2 separate regions of the Homo sapiens genome follow, and region 1 is linked to region 2. The links are chromatin contacts, found by Hi-C or POLR2A ChIA-PET in ENCODE. All regions are on one chromosome and are shown on one strand. The core of a region is the stretch at or near the end of the contact, and the rest is flanking DNA. Distances in the headings are between cores, read along the strand shown.

Region 1 (7,036 bases), core at 1,406-3,905, 180 kb after region 2:
AAGGTTATTATACTTCTTAACAATTCTTTTTTTCAGGGACTTTTCTAGCTGTATGACTGTTACTTGACCTTCTTTGAAAAGCATTCCCAAAATGCTCTATTTTAGATAGATTAACATTAACCAACATAATTTTTTTTAGATCGAGTCAGCATAAATTTCTAAGTCAGCCTCTAGTCGTGGTTCATCTCTTTCACCTGCATTTTATTTGGTGTTTGTCTGAAGAAAGGAAAGAGGAAAGCAAATACGAATTGTACTATTTGTACCAAATCTTTGGGATTCATTGGCAAATAATTTCAGTGTGGTGTATTATTAAATAGAAAAAAAAAATTTTGTTTCCTAGGTTGAAGGTCTAATTGATACGTTTGACTTATGATGACCATTTATGCACTTTCAAATGAATTTGCTTTCAAAATAAATGAAGAGCAGCTGTCCTTCTTTCCTCTTTTAAGTGTTCAGCTGTGGCATGCTCAGAGGTTCCTGCTGGATTCCAGCTGGAGCGGTGTGATACCCTTCTTTTTCAGCTGTTCGTGCCTTCCTTTCTTGTATCCACCAAAGTGGAGACAAATACATGATCTCAAAGATACACAGTACCTACTTAATTCCAGCTGATGGGAGACCAAAGAATTTGCAAGTGGATGGTTTGGTATCACTGTAAATAAAAAGAGGGCCTGGGAATTCTTGCGATTCCATCTCTACTTTGTATAAGTCTCATTTTGTGCCTTACACATCTGCAGTATTTATCATGTTCCAACTTGGTGACTGTCAGGCAGTGCAATACATCAGCAGTTTATCACCGAAGAGCTGAGGAATACCTCCCTTAAAACAGACAATGTCGGCCGGGCGCGGTGGCTCACACCTGTAATCCCAGCACTTTGGGAGGCCAAGGCGGGCAGATCACCTGAGGTCAGGAGTTTGAGACCAGCCTGGCCAACATGGCGAAACCCCATCTCTACTAAAAATATAAAAAATTAGCCGGGCGTGGTGGTGCACGCCTGTAATCCCAGCTATTCAGGAGGCTGAGGCAGGAGAATCCCTTGAACGCAGGAAGCAGAGTTTGCAGTGAGCCGAGATGGCGCCACTGCACTCCAGCCTGGGTGACAGAGCAAGACAAAAAAAATAACAGATGATGTCATATGAAAATGTGCAATGTCCAGTTTTCCCATAGTTTTCTGTATTCTCTGTGTGCATAATCTGGAGTATGAGTCTGGGAAGAAAAAGGTTTTTAGTTTCATTTGGATAGTGGCCACCTCTCCATTCCCTACGAATGCTAGAATGAAGTTACTTTTTTTTTTTTTTTTTTTTTTTTTGAGACAGAGTCTTGCTCCGTCGCCCAGGCTAGAGTGCAATGGTACAATCTCGGCTCACTGCCACTTCCGCCTCCCAGGTTCAAGCGATTGTCCTGCCTCAGCCTCTGGAGTAGTTGGGATTCCAGGCGCCCACCACCACACCAGGCTAGTTTTTGTATTTTTAGTAGAGACGGGGTTTGGCCATGTTGGTCAGGCTGGTCTCGAACTCCTGACCTGAGGTGATCCACCTGCCTCGGTCTCCCAAAGTTCTGGGTTCACAGACGTGAGCCACCATGCCCACGTAGAATGAAGTTTCTTAAATACACTAGTTAATTATTGAAACATATGCAGTATTGAGTGCTCCTACACAAACACGCTCAGCCTCTGCCCCCAGTGTGCTCTGTGCTATCCACAGCCTTAGTAGAACATGAGGCTTTTTGTCATTTCACCAGTCATTCAATAATGACTCATTTGAGTATGGATCATGCACTAGCTAAATAACCAGTTGCGCTCATGTACCCTGAAGCAAATTGTTTAGCCTGACCCATGTGTAAGAAGATCACAGAGATTCCCAACCTTTCAGTGTCAAAAAGCCTTTCCATATATATTACTTTAAAACCCATTTTCCCCCATGTGTAATAGTCTATGTTAATGACGGTTCGGGTTTCTTCTACATTGTTTGTGACCTGAGAAAGTTTAAAAGAGCCTCAGTTTCTTTCATCTATAAAAATAAAAGAGATAGAAGGACAGTTTACCTAAGGAATAAATCTGGTAACATGTAAAGTACTGAAATAGGCTGGGTGCAGTGGCTCATGCTTATAATCCTAATACTTTGGGAGGCCAAGGCAGGAGGATCCCTTTTAGGCCAAGAGTTCAATAAATAGGGCCGGGCATGGTGGCTCACGCCTGTAATCCCAGCACTTTGGGAGGCCAAGGTGGGCAGATCACCTGAGTTCGAGACCAGCCTAACCAACATGGCGAAATCACATCTCTACTAAAAATACAAAAATGTAGCAGGCACGGTGGCACATGCCTGTAATCCCAGCTACTCGGGAGGCTGAGGCAGGAATCGCTTGAACCCAGGAGGCAGAGGTTGCAGTGAGCCGAGATCTTGCCATTGCACTCCAGCCTGGGCAACAAGAGTGAAACTCCGTCTCAAAACAAACAAACAAAAAAGAGTTCAGTAAAAGTACAGCAATAAAAGTTATCCACCTCCACCACCCCAGCTTTTTTTTTTTTTTTTTTTTTTTTTTGAGAGTGAGGTTTTACTGTGTCACCCAGGCTGGAGTGTGGTGGCACAGTCATGGCTCTTTACAGCCTTGACCTCCCAGGCTCAAGAAATTCTCCTACCTCAGCCTCCCTGGCAAGGACCAGCATGAACCACCATACCTGGGTAATTTTTTAATTTTTTGTAAAGACAGGGTCTCAATATTTTGCCCAGGCCAGTCTTGAATTCCCAGGCTCGAGCGATCCTGCCGTGGCCTCCCAAAGTGCTGGGATGACAGGTGTGAGCCACCATGCTGGGCATTCCCAATGAAAGACTGAGGCCAGGCACAGTGGCTCACGCCTGTCATCCCAGCCTTTTGGGAGGCCAAGACAGGATCACTTGAGGTCAGGAGTTCAAGACCAGCCTGGCCAGCATGGTGAAACCCTATCTCTACTAAAAATACAAAAATTAGCCAGGCGTGGTGGCGTATGCCTGTAATCTCAGCTACTCGGGAAACAGGCAGGAGAGTCACTTGAACCCGGAAGGCAGACGTTGCAGTGACCTGAGATCGTGCCACTGCACTCCAGCCTGGGCAACAGAGCAAGACACCATCTCGCAAAAAAAAAAAAAAAAAAAAAAAAAAAGTGAGCATCTGATACACATGCAAGAATTTCACAACATTGCATTCACTCCTCCAGAAACAAAGATATATTTTAAAATGCTTTCTTAGCATATGTGCTCTGGTTTTCTAGCAGATACTCTGTCAAACTTTTGATAAGTGAAAAATTTACCGAAGAATTTAAAACCAAAAACAGTTTTTTAACTTTCCCACCTGAAAATATTGACCATTTTCTAATTTATTTTCATTATAAAGAATATTGGTTATCATGGTTGCTCATGCCTGTAATTCTAGCACTTTGGTAGGCCAAGGCAGGCAAATCACTCCTGAGCCCAGGAGTTCGAGACCAGCCTGGACAACATAATGAGACCTCCCTACAAAATATTTAAAAGTTAGCCAAGTGTGACAGTATGTGCCTATAGTCCCAGGCTGAGGTGGATCACCTCATTAGTGAGCCGTGATTGTGTCACTGCACTCCAGCCTGAGTGACACAGACCCTGCCTCAAAAAATATATATATAAATACTAAAACATCTGGAAGGAAAGAGGAGAAAAGGGAGTATCAGCTTTTAATACTTGTTACAAGGTCAGTCTAGAAAATACAGTGAGATTTGCTGGGTAAATAGGTTTTGAACCATGAAAAAATTGATGGCATGCAAGATCTTCCTCAATAGACCTAAGAGTCTCATTTCTATTAAAAAATACAAACAACTGCTTCATTTTATTCATAAATAATTTTTTGAGGTGCTACAAAAAATTAAAACTAAGCAGGAGTTTAAAGTTTTTGAAAAGCCAAGTAACATTTTATCTCTAACATTTATTGAATCCTCTCCAGTATTTACACAACGTAAATGAGATACTACACACAAAACCCTTGTGTCTGAAGGTAAATTTATTTATTCTCAAAGACAACAAGAAGAGAAAGCACATCATGTATTTTAAACTTTAGAAGCAACTGAGTCATTAGTGTCTGGTGGACAGGAGCTAGGGATCCTATCCCTTCCCAACAAGGCCAAGAGTTCACCTGAGGTAATGCATTTGCCTTGGGGGCGAGGCCTTGAATTGCAGCAAATAACCTGTGTGTATTTGCATATTTAACCAGTACTCTTAAGAAGGATTATACAAAAACCTGTTCCAGACAGCTGCTTACTCATTGCCTTTAAAATTGCGTGGTGCTGGGATTGGCAGGTGCCAACTGTTTGCTCATTCTCTTTGACCCACTAGCCTTGCAGTTTGCTGTGTGGGTGTTGATACTCCTAAATTAAAGCAGGGAAGGGGTGGTTTTAGATGGCTTTTAACACCTGCTCTCCACCCAAGCACCCTGGATTCATTTGATATCTGGATTCTAATTCTGTAGTCAGGAGACTGGCCCAAACTGTGGCCCAGAGAGAAGTGAGTCAGTTGCAAGTGGCTAGCTGACTCTATGGGAACAGAAATAAAATGCAGCTTAGAGAGTTTGTCAGCCAAATCCACAAATGTGTGGCTTTTTGAAACATTGGACATCTGTTCCTCTTAATTTAAAATAAACTTTTTTTTTTTTTTTTTTTAAGCACAAAGTTGCTTGGCTCCTTGTTTCTTTGTGTCAGCAGCAGTTGCTGCTCTAATTTAGGAACCCTAGGATCTGATTTAGGACATTTGGAATCTTTAAGGCACATTCGATCTAGAAAGTGGAACTGAATTGCTTTGGGAAGGCAAGAGGATGATTTTACAGTATAGGGTTTGTGTGGAAATCCCCTTCAGCAGTAATCAACCCAGGTGTCCAACCTGTTTGTTAACCATTTCCAAATGACTCAGAGGACCTAGAGGGAGGGCTTGAACACACTCCAGCACTGTTTCTACAATTTAGCCTTTATTTGCATTGGAAACCACATTCCTGAATTCTTGAGGGGGCAGGCTCTGGCTTATTCTGGGCAACTGACTTCAAGTGGGACCCCTGAGCTACCTATGTAAGCAAAGAGTCAGCCATCTCTGGAGAGTTACCAGGGAGGAGGATCTTTCTGTGAACTTGCTTTGATGACCTCCACCCAAAGCCCTTTGAGGAACAGTTTTGTTTATTCAAGGAGCCCTTGGCAGGTCACTCCTCCCCTACCACAAATCTAATCCAAATGCGACATTTTCCTTTGAGGCCATCTATCCCTTTTGGGGGACAAAACACATCAGCTTTTCCCTTCAGACCACTTTTGACTGAAGCAGTGATCAACATTGCTTAATTGTGTTCCAGTCTGTTTCCAGCGGGGAAAAAATGCTTTAGGGGAGTGAGGCAGTTAGGGATTTGAAAACAGGGATGGTGCCGCCTGAAGGTGGGGAATGACTTAGATCACTGTCTTCCTTTGGCTCCTCACCATGTTGTGTGGAGGAAACGAAAAGCAGCTCAAGTTCACTCCTCTTGGCAGTAGTGCAGAAGCCTGGCTTGCCACGGCCCTGGAGAACCATGTTTTTCCCAACTTTTTTTTTTTTCTTTTGAGACGGAGTTTCACTCTTGTTGCCGAGGCTGGAGTGCAGTGGCGCAATCTCGGCTCACTGCAGCCTCCGCCTTCCAGGTTCAAAGCGATTCTCCTGCCTCAGCCTCTCAAGTAGCTGGGATTACAGGTGCATGCCACCACACTCGGCTAATTTTTTGTATTTTTTTCAGTAGATACGGGGTTTCATCATGTTGGCCAGGCTGGTCTCGAACTCCTAACCTCAGGTGATCCACCCGCCTCGGCCTCCCAAAGTGCTGGGATTACAAGCATGAACCACCATGCCCAGCCTTTTTTTTTTTTTTTTTTTTTTTTAATACAGAACACAAATTTGAGTGTCATTCTTGTGCAGGGGCCATGCTAATCTTCTGTATATTGTTCCAATTTTGGTGTATGTGCTGCCAAAGCAAGCACCCAGCTTCTTTTCATTAGTTAAGAAGATGAAGGCCAAGACTAAGGCAGGGAGGCCTTTCTCTGCCTTTCACTCTTTAGTGCACCTCACAGTCAGTTGCACTTGAGTAAGGACTGCTAAACCTCTCTGAGAGCTGCCAGATGTTCCTGCCTAGCCTCAGGTTGTTGGTTCTTCAGACACCTCTTCATTCTGCCCATTGCACCAGCCCTTTCCCATCTCCATGTTCCCTCCATGGTAATTTCTTTGTACACAACAACCACACGGAGCACCAGCAATCAAGATTAGCTCCCGGGAACTCTGGCGTGCCCTGTACCAGGAAGCACAGTGGATTACTACAACTTTTGATAATGATTGTTTGCTTTGTACCAGGCATTATTTTCAGGGCTGTTTCACATGTGTTGTACTTAACAACCCCATGAGGAAATTAAGGCAGGGTGGTTCAGTAATTTGTCAAGGGAAACAAGGAAGTAGAGCAGGCAGCAGAGGCGTTCTGGCTCTGAACTACTCTGTTCTGTAGAAATCAGTGCAAAAGTCCAAGCTTCAGCATACTTGTTTCATCTTGTGATCACAGGTAGTTTTTTTTGTTTTTTTTTTGTTGTTGTTGTTGTTGTTTATTTGTTTGTTTTGAGATGGAGTCTCGCTGTCGCCCAGGCTGGAGTGCAGTGGGGCGATCTCCGCTCACTGCAGGCTCCGCCTCCCGGGTTCAAGCCATTCTCCTGCCTCAGCCTCCCGAGTAGCTGGGACTACAGGCGCCCGCCACCTCGCCCAGCTAATTTTTTGTATTTTTAGTAGAGACGGGGTTTCACCGTGTTAGCCAGGATGGTCTCAATCGCCTGACCTCGTGATCCGCCCGCCTCGGCCTCCCAAAGTGCTGAGATTACAGGTGTGAGCCACCGCGCCCGGCCCTGATCACAGGTAGTTGATGGAGAAAGGAAGATAACAGAAAATCAAGGCCACAACCTCAAATTTTGCTATTTAAATAGATAAGCAGACTTTACTCTTCCCTGTATCACAGGGTTGGAAAAGCAAGCTCCATTCTTAGCCATCCATGTGG
Region 2 (7,103 bases), core at 722-3,221:
AAGAGTTTTGAAGGTAATTAGGAGTTTTTGAGTTTTTAAAAAAAGTACTTAAGGTAGCCAAGAAGAGGTATGCTTATGATCAGGCTGTTGGAAATTTTGTTTTTCTAAAAATTTGGTTCTATGGGACATTTTAATTTTTTAAGTTTTATTCAATATATGTCAAGGCCCTTTTATGTTGGATTCTAAGGATATGCAGTGAACCAGACCATCTGTTTGGATATTTTATAGATGAATTAAAGGTAGAATTTTAAGAGAAAAATATGTAGTGGTGTTGAAATTGTATAAAATGAAAATACAGGTTGAGTGTCCCTAATCTGAAAATCCAAAATGCACCAAAGTCCAAAACTTCTTGAGCACCAACATAACGCTCAAAGGAAATGCTTGTTGGAGCATTTCAGAAATCGGATTTTCAGATTAGGGATGCTGATCAGGTAATTATAATGCGAATATTCCAAAGTTCAAAATCTGAAACACGTCTGGTCTCAAGTATTTTGGATAAGGGATACTCAGTCTGTACTAATGATCAGGTATAATAAAATTTTATGCTTATATGTCTGACTCTTATAATAGCAGGTGATTCTCACTAAGGGCATTTTGTGATTTGTTGCTATTTAGCAGGATTTCTTAACCTTAGTACTATAGACATTTAGGGCTGGATAATCATTGTAGAGGGGTGTTCCTGTACATGTAGAATATTTAGTAGAATATTCAGCAGCATTCCTGGTTTCTACCCACTAGATTCCAGTAGCGTCAGCTCCACCAGTTGTGACAACCAAAAATGTCTTCAGACATTGCCAGTGTCACCTGTGAGGAAAATCACCTCAGTTGAGAACCACTGCTATACAGGGTACTAACGTAATCACTGTTGGGTGTCTAACTTCTGGTCCCCAACTGCCTTTCTCTCCTCTCTGTACTAGTAGTACTCTATTGAGAAGGGGTAAGAGAGTCTAGTAGTTTTCTTAATTTTTTCTTAATTTTCCCAGTTTCAAAATGTTAACTGTGCACTAAATTTACACTGTTTAGTACAGTCACTAGCCACATATAGTAGCTATTTACATTGAAAGTTATTAAAGTGAAATAAAATTTAATATTTAGTTATTCAGTCACTCTAGCCACATTTCAAGTGCTTAATAGCCACATGTGTTTAGTGGCTATTATATTGGAAGGCAAAGATAAGATTTTCATCATTGCAGAAAGTTCTTCTGGACAATACTGCACTAAATTCTTCCCAAATTATTTTGTATGTTTCCTATAAATTGCATATTGAAAAACACCAGGTATTGGGGTCTTCATTTAAAATTTCCCATATAGGGGCACAATGGTGTATGCCTTTAATAATCCCAGTGCTTTGGGAGGCCAAGTGCTTGGGGCCACAAATTCAAGACCAGCCTGGCTAGCATAGCAAGACACCATCTCTACAAAAATTTTCTTAAAAATTAGCCTGGCATGGTGGCATGCATCTGTAGTTCTAGCTACTTAGGAGGTTGAGGTGGGAGGATTGCTTGAGCCCAGGAGTTTGAGGCTGCAGTGAGCTATGATCGTGCCACTGCACTCCAGCCTGGGTGACAGAGACCTGCCTCAATAAAAAAGAAAAAAAGGAAACATTGGGTTGAATTGTCTATTCTTCAGGATTAAAGTGCAATCCATTTTACTGATCTGATTAATGGAATAGTTAGTATTTTTATCGCGCTTTTTAAGCAACCAACTTATATTTGGGAGTATTCAATATAACAGTTTTTTAATTACATAAATGTTTTTCAGTCATTCTCAAAAGTGTGCCTATGCTTAATTGTAATTACTTGTTTCTTTAAGGTCTCTTTTATTTTCTGGGATCCATTGTTAACTTTAGCCAGGACCCAGATGTGCACTTTAAATATATTCAGGCAGCTTGCAAGACTGGGCAAATCAAAGAAGTAGAAAGAATCTGTAGAGAAAGCAACTGCTACGATCCTGAGCGAGTCAAGAATTTTCTTAAGGTAAGTGGTTTTGAGTAATGTGTTTTCTGGTTGGATTCCAGGTTAGCAGTTCTACAAGGGTTTGGTCATAGTTCAAAAATATTTTTTCCCTAAATGTGAAGTTGTTAGCATTCTTAAGTTGTGTGCTGGATTATTTCTTCCAAACATAATATTCTGTGGTTTCCTTTGAAATACGGAAGGAAATTGGTGAGTAAGAATGACCATCTGTTTAAAAGAAGAAAAAAAAAATAGCACTATTTCAAAGGAATTTCCTTTATTTTAATTTTGGATGGAAAAATTTAGAAAAGTGGTTGTATACTTTCAATGTCATTTTAGAATCATTTAGGCTTTTGAATATTAACATCAGCTTGCTCTTCATACCATTTTGAGGAGCCTCTATTGTAGGCAAAGGGATCTGTTGTCTAAGGAATGTATAGGTTTACCTCTTTCATCAAGTTTGCTCAACTCTAGAAACTAAAATATTGTTATTCATATATAATTCATAAAGGTAAGATCAAACAAAACGCTCAGCTTTGTGACACATTAAATCAGTTAGAGAGGAGTAAGGACCACCTGTGTTGCAGGGAGGAGTAATGGTTGAGAGATTCTGAACTCTAGAACATCCCTAAGGGCAGTTAATTTTGTTTAATGTTTAACTTAGCTTTAGCTTTATTCTTGTAACTGCCAGTTACTTTGTGATGGAAATAAAGCTTTAAAATTGATAGCTATCTATAAAAGGCTAGGAAAACTACAGAACACTTAGATTACTGCTCTCTCACTGCCTATTATGTGTGTGTGTGTACACTATATATATATATAATGATTCCTGAGACTTTATAGAAAGTTCTGAAGTATTTTTTGTCTTGGAAGAATTTTACATTACAAGTAAAACCAAAATGTTTTTGTAGAACACAGTATAGAAAGTAGGCTTTTCCTACTCCCAGATTATCATCATTTGTGTGTGTGGTTGCATTGGCAGATTGTTCTTTTGAAGAATTTACTACCTGGGCTCTAGATTAAATAGCAAAACCCTTAGGGGTTTTAGTGTAATGAAGTAGTCAAAATGTTGAAACTGCTCTACATTTTAGATTAAAAGATACACTTTTCAAAAAAGTATAGCTTTAAAATGTCTTGGCCATCATGAATATTCTGGGTAACCTAGCTGTGCTATGTTTGGACCAAAACTTTCTGGTGTCAAAAAACCCCTCCAAATGAGAAAGATTTGATACTCTGTGCTTGACTAGTGTACCCATACTACTGATTCACTTCCTTCTTTGAGTATCATTACTATTTCCTTTAAAAAAAACAACAACAAAAAAAACTACTACTAGATTCTTTTGGGGGCAGGGGGTGTTGGGTTTTTTTTTTTGTTTTTCTTTTTAAGCTTTTAAGTTCAGGGGTGCGTGGGCAGGTTTGTTATATAGGTAAACTGTGTCATGGGGGTTTGTTGTACAGATTGTTTCGTCATCCAGGTATTAAGCCTACAACCCATTAGTTATTTTTTCTGATCCTCTCCCTCCTCCCATCCTCCACCCTTCAGTAGGCCCCAGTGTCTGTTGTTCCTCTCTGTGTCCATGTGTTCTCATCATTTATCTCCCACTTGCTAGTGAGAACATGCAGTATTTGGTTTTCTGTTCCTGTGTTAATACTACCAGATTCTTAAATGATTTCTTTTTGTTTTTATTGAGCCCTCAGCTTCTATGCTTAAATTGTAACTTCTTTAGCTTTGGATTTTAATATTTGAGTTATATATATATGGAAAGCAAAATGAAATTAGCTATTATTTAATTATCACATTTTTGAGCTTTAAAAAAAATCCTCTAGTAAAGAAATGAAAAACAATCCTCTGGGTACTAGGATGGTACTGCCTTAGGTTTGCATAGCCCATGGGATCTAATCAGATGAAGATTTCCCCTCCACACTTGTGAACTGGGTACAAGCCTGATATAGTAGGGGTGTGGATGTGGATTATGAGCTTTTGAGTCAGTCAGACCTGTTTCAAATTCTACTTAGCCATTGTTTGTTCATTCAGTATATGTCTAGCTGTTACCTCAGGCAAGTTAATGAATATGCCTCAGCCTCAGTTTCTTCAACCATAAGCTATGTTTATTTATCAAGTACCTTGTATACTATAGATGTTTAGGCAGTAACTATTACTGATAAGTGATAAGCCTTGGAAAAAGGTGGAGTCAGCCTAAATGGGATTTCTGTCAGGCAAGTATTTATTTCTCTTTGATATCAATTTGTACTTGACTCTTTGAAGGAATTTACTTCCAGCCAGGATTAGAGGTGAATTTAGGGTCTTACGTCTACATAATTTGACATGGGAGCTCAATACTAAGATGCAACTATCACATTCATCCTCTGATGCCAGTGTTGAGAGTGAACTTATTAGATTCCTTGTTAACCTCCAGTACAGGGTTATGATGCCTCTTATCACTGTTATTAAACTTAATTTTAGAGGTACTAGCTACATGATAATTTACTGGTGTTGTAAGTAAACCCTGTGTCATAAGAAAAATACCCTGACTCTGATCTTGAATATTCAAGTGCCAATTGTGTGTTAGCCACCAGGAATAAAGAGATTGGTAGAACATAACTTCTCCTTTAAGGTACCCTGTGAGCAGGATAAAATTGTGTCATTAGCATCATTTGACTCATGCCCTAAGTTTGTAGAACTGTAAGCTCTCTGTAGAAAGCATATAACTGTTCATCAGACCCATGATCTGCTCCTTGCTACCTTTGATCTTATTTTCTACCTTTCTTTTTTTCTTTCTTTCCTGGTTTAGCTTCAACCACACTGGCCTGCTAGCTATTCCTGGAACTCCCCTAACCTTGTCCTGCCGAAGGGCCTTTGCTTGTGCCCTGTACTACTATTCTCTCATGACCTTCTTTCTCCTTTACCTTCTTTGGGTTTCTGATTGAATGTCAGAAGAGAGGATGTCTCAGGTTGCCTTGTGTAAAATAGAACCCATTCCTACCCCATTTTGCTTGTTTTTCTTTATAACACCACTATGAAACGTCTCCTCCCACTAGAATGTAAGTTCCTTGAGAGAATGGACTCTGCTTCCTTTGTTCCCTGCTGTATCTCCAGTACCTAAGAACAGAGTCTGATACTTGGGTACTCATAAATATTTGTTAAATGAACAAATTTATGTTGAAGAAAACCTCTGACTATGCTAATATAATTTCAAGTTTGATCTTAAAATCTTTAACCATTATAACTGGAGGTTAATTAAACATTTAGTAAGTAATTTAATATTATTAAAATGTTAACATTTCTACCATGTATAAAATCATGTGCAAATTTTAGCAATCAAGAAAATAACCTAGATTTTGTCTACTTTTTAAATCTGAAATTTTCTTTTGGAATACAGTTAGTATTCCACAAAAGTGGAATTATTTGCCACAGAAATTTTAACACCTATGCATGAAAACAGAATAAGTAATCCTAGATTATCTGTAAGTGATAAAGATAACAAAAATATTTTATATGTGTATAGGTAAGATGACTAGTGTGTTGATCCATACTTTTTTGATGTTCATTTAGTAGGAAAAACATGACATACTAAAATTTTTACATAGATAGATGCAGACAGATTCTAGAAATGATCGTAACAGCTATTAGTGCAGAGTTTCCATGGTGTTAAACAATACTTATTTTAGAAAACCTTCCTTAATGTGGAAAATCTGCAGCTTTACAGACATTTTTATTTTTTAATTTAGGATGGCTATATTAAAATTAAGATTTACCTTGGTGTTCTTGGGACACTTCATAGACTAGTCTTCGTATTATTTATAATCGAGTAACTAATATCCCCTAGTCTCAGGAGCCATTTAATTCTAACCTTGAAAATAATGTTCTTAGTGGCCATCACTGGGGAAAGTTCTACCCTACTTAGTTCTGCTTCCCTAGTAGACTGTGTTAGAGGAATCATTTATTGAGGAATGTTTCACTGTGTATAAATGAATTCCTGATGGAAACTGTTGTTTTTTGTGCTCTACCTTATGTCTGTGGAATGTAACAGGACATGTATCAGGTAAATGCCCAGTACAGGTTTTACTTACCTGTCTATAACATCTTCTATGTCAGTCTATAAGTAGGATTGTAGTTTGGTATCTGTAATGGAATGATAAAAGCAGTTGGCAATTTAAAGATATCTTTTCTTTAAATGCTGGGTTTTTTTTTTTGTAGGGGGTGGGTTTTCTTATGGCCACATGTGGTCACCATCATGCTGCTCCTTGTAGGCTTTGTTATAATAGAGTATTAGAGGCTGGTTGTATAGATTGGATGTGGGGAGGGATAGAAAATCATTAGTTTGAAACAAATGTAAGCCATTTATGCCATATGTTTGACAATGTGACTATAGTTATTAAGTTGATTTTAAATACGGTAGAAGTGTTATTACCAGTGAAAGTCCCAGTATGGTGAATTTATCATCTGAGAGCCACTGGCTCAGGTATCTTAATTTGTTACTCTTGTTTTTTGGTAAAGGGTGTGTATGGGAAAGACTTGGTATCTTGCTGTGTGAATCTAAGTATTGCTTAGTAAAAATTTACTGAAACTGGGATGTACACACTCAACTATTGGGACATTCTTTCTTTAACAGAAGAGCTATGTTTGTGTGAGCCTCTCTTGTTAGCGTAGAACAAATTCTCATATGTTACACAGATTTGATACCTCATAGAAGAAATTTAAAGTTTCCTTTTGTTTGTCTTTTTTTCAGGAAGCAAAACTAACAGATCAGCTACCACTTATCATTGTGTGTGATCGATTTGACTTTGTCCATGATTTGGTGCTCTATTTATATAGAAATAATCTTCAAAAGTATATAGAGATATATGTACAGAAGGTAAGTAATATGTAGGTAATGTAAAGGTATAATCTTACTATAGATTTTATTTCTCATATTCTGGAAATCCTTTTGAAACTCTGTGCTCAATAAGAGTGGTCTGCAGCTTTTAACGTGGGATTTTTTGTTTTTGTTTTTGTTTTGGAGACAGGGTCTTGCTCTGTCACCCATGCTGGAATACAGTGGCACAATCACAGCTCACTCTAACCTTAAACTCCTGGGCTCAAGCAGTCCTCCTGCCTTAGCCTCCAAGTATCTGGGACTGCAGGTGCATACTACCATGCCCAGCCTGCTT

The links. Hi-C counts contacts between places; a loop is a spot of excess contacts on that map. ChIA-PET counts read pairs that join two places held with the same protein, here RNA polymerase II (POLR2A). Pooled maps may share reads with other maps.
Region 1: a pooled map shows a loop between it and region 2 (2.3-fold over the local background). The contact joins two enhancer-like sites. A Hi-C loop is called at or near these places in 2 of 50 pooled maps. POLR2A ChIA-PET finds 5 or more read pairs at or near these places in 7 of 52 experiments (BJ, GM12878, Panc1 and 4 more).

What each region holds. Positions count from the first base shown.
Region 1 is chr17:59,841,561-59,848,596 of GRCh38, forward strand. VMP1 (vacuole membrane protein 1) reads left to right here. Exons shown (of 12, transcript NM_030938.5): 12 at 1-695. It also overlaps the pseudogene RNU6-450P. Among named protein-coding and RNA genes, the nearest start is that of MIR21, 3.8 kb to the left of the region's middle. RefSeq lists silencers at 767-961, 6,006-6,105 and an enhancer at 4,979-5,967. Within about 2 kb of position 2,656, at least 32 of the 41 ENCODE cell types and tissues checked have a DNase peak (open chromatin) inside an H3K27ac peak, as active enhancers do; they include GM12878 and endothelial cell of umbilical vein, where a contact is called at or near this core.
Region 2 is chr17:59,666,965-59,674,067 of GRCh38, forward strand. CLTC (clathrin heavy chain) reads left to right here. Exons shown (of 32, transcript NM_004859.4): 13 at 1-13; 14 at 1,813-1,976; 15 at 6,683-6,808. Among named protein-coding and RNA genes, the nearest start is that of PTRH2, 37 kb to the right of the region's middle. Within about 2 kb of position 1,972, at least 6 of the 41 ENCODE cell types and tissues checked have a DNase peak (open chromatin) inside an H3K27ac peak, as active enhancers do; they include GM12878 and endothelial cell of umbilical vein, where a contact is called at or near this core.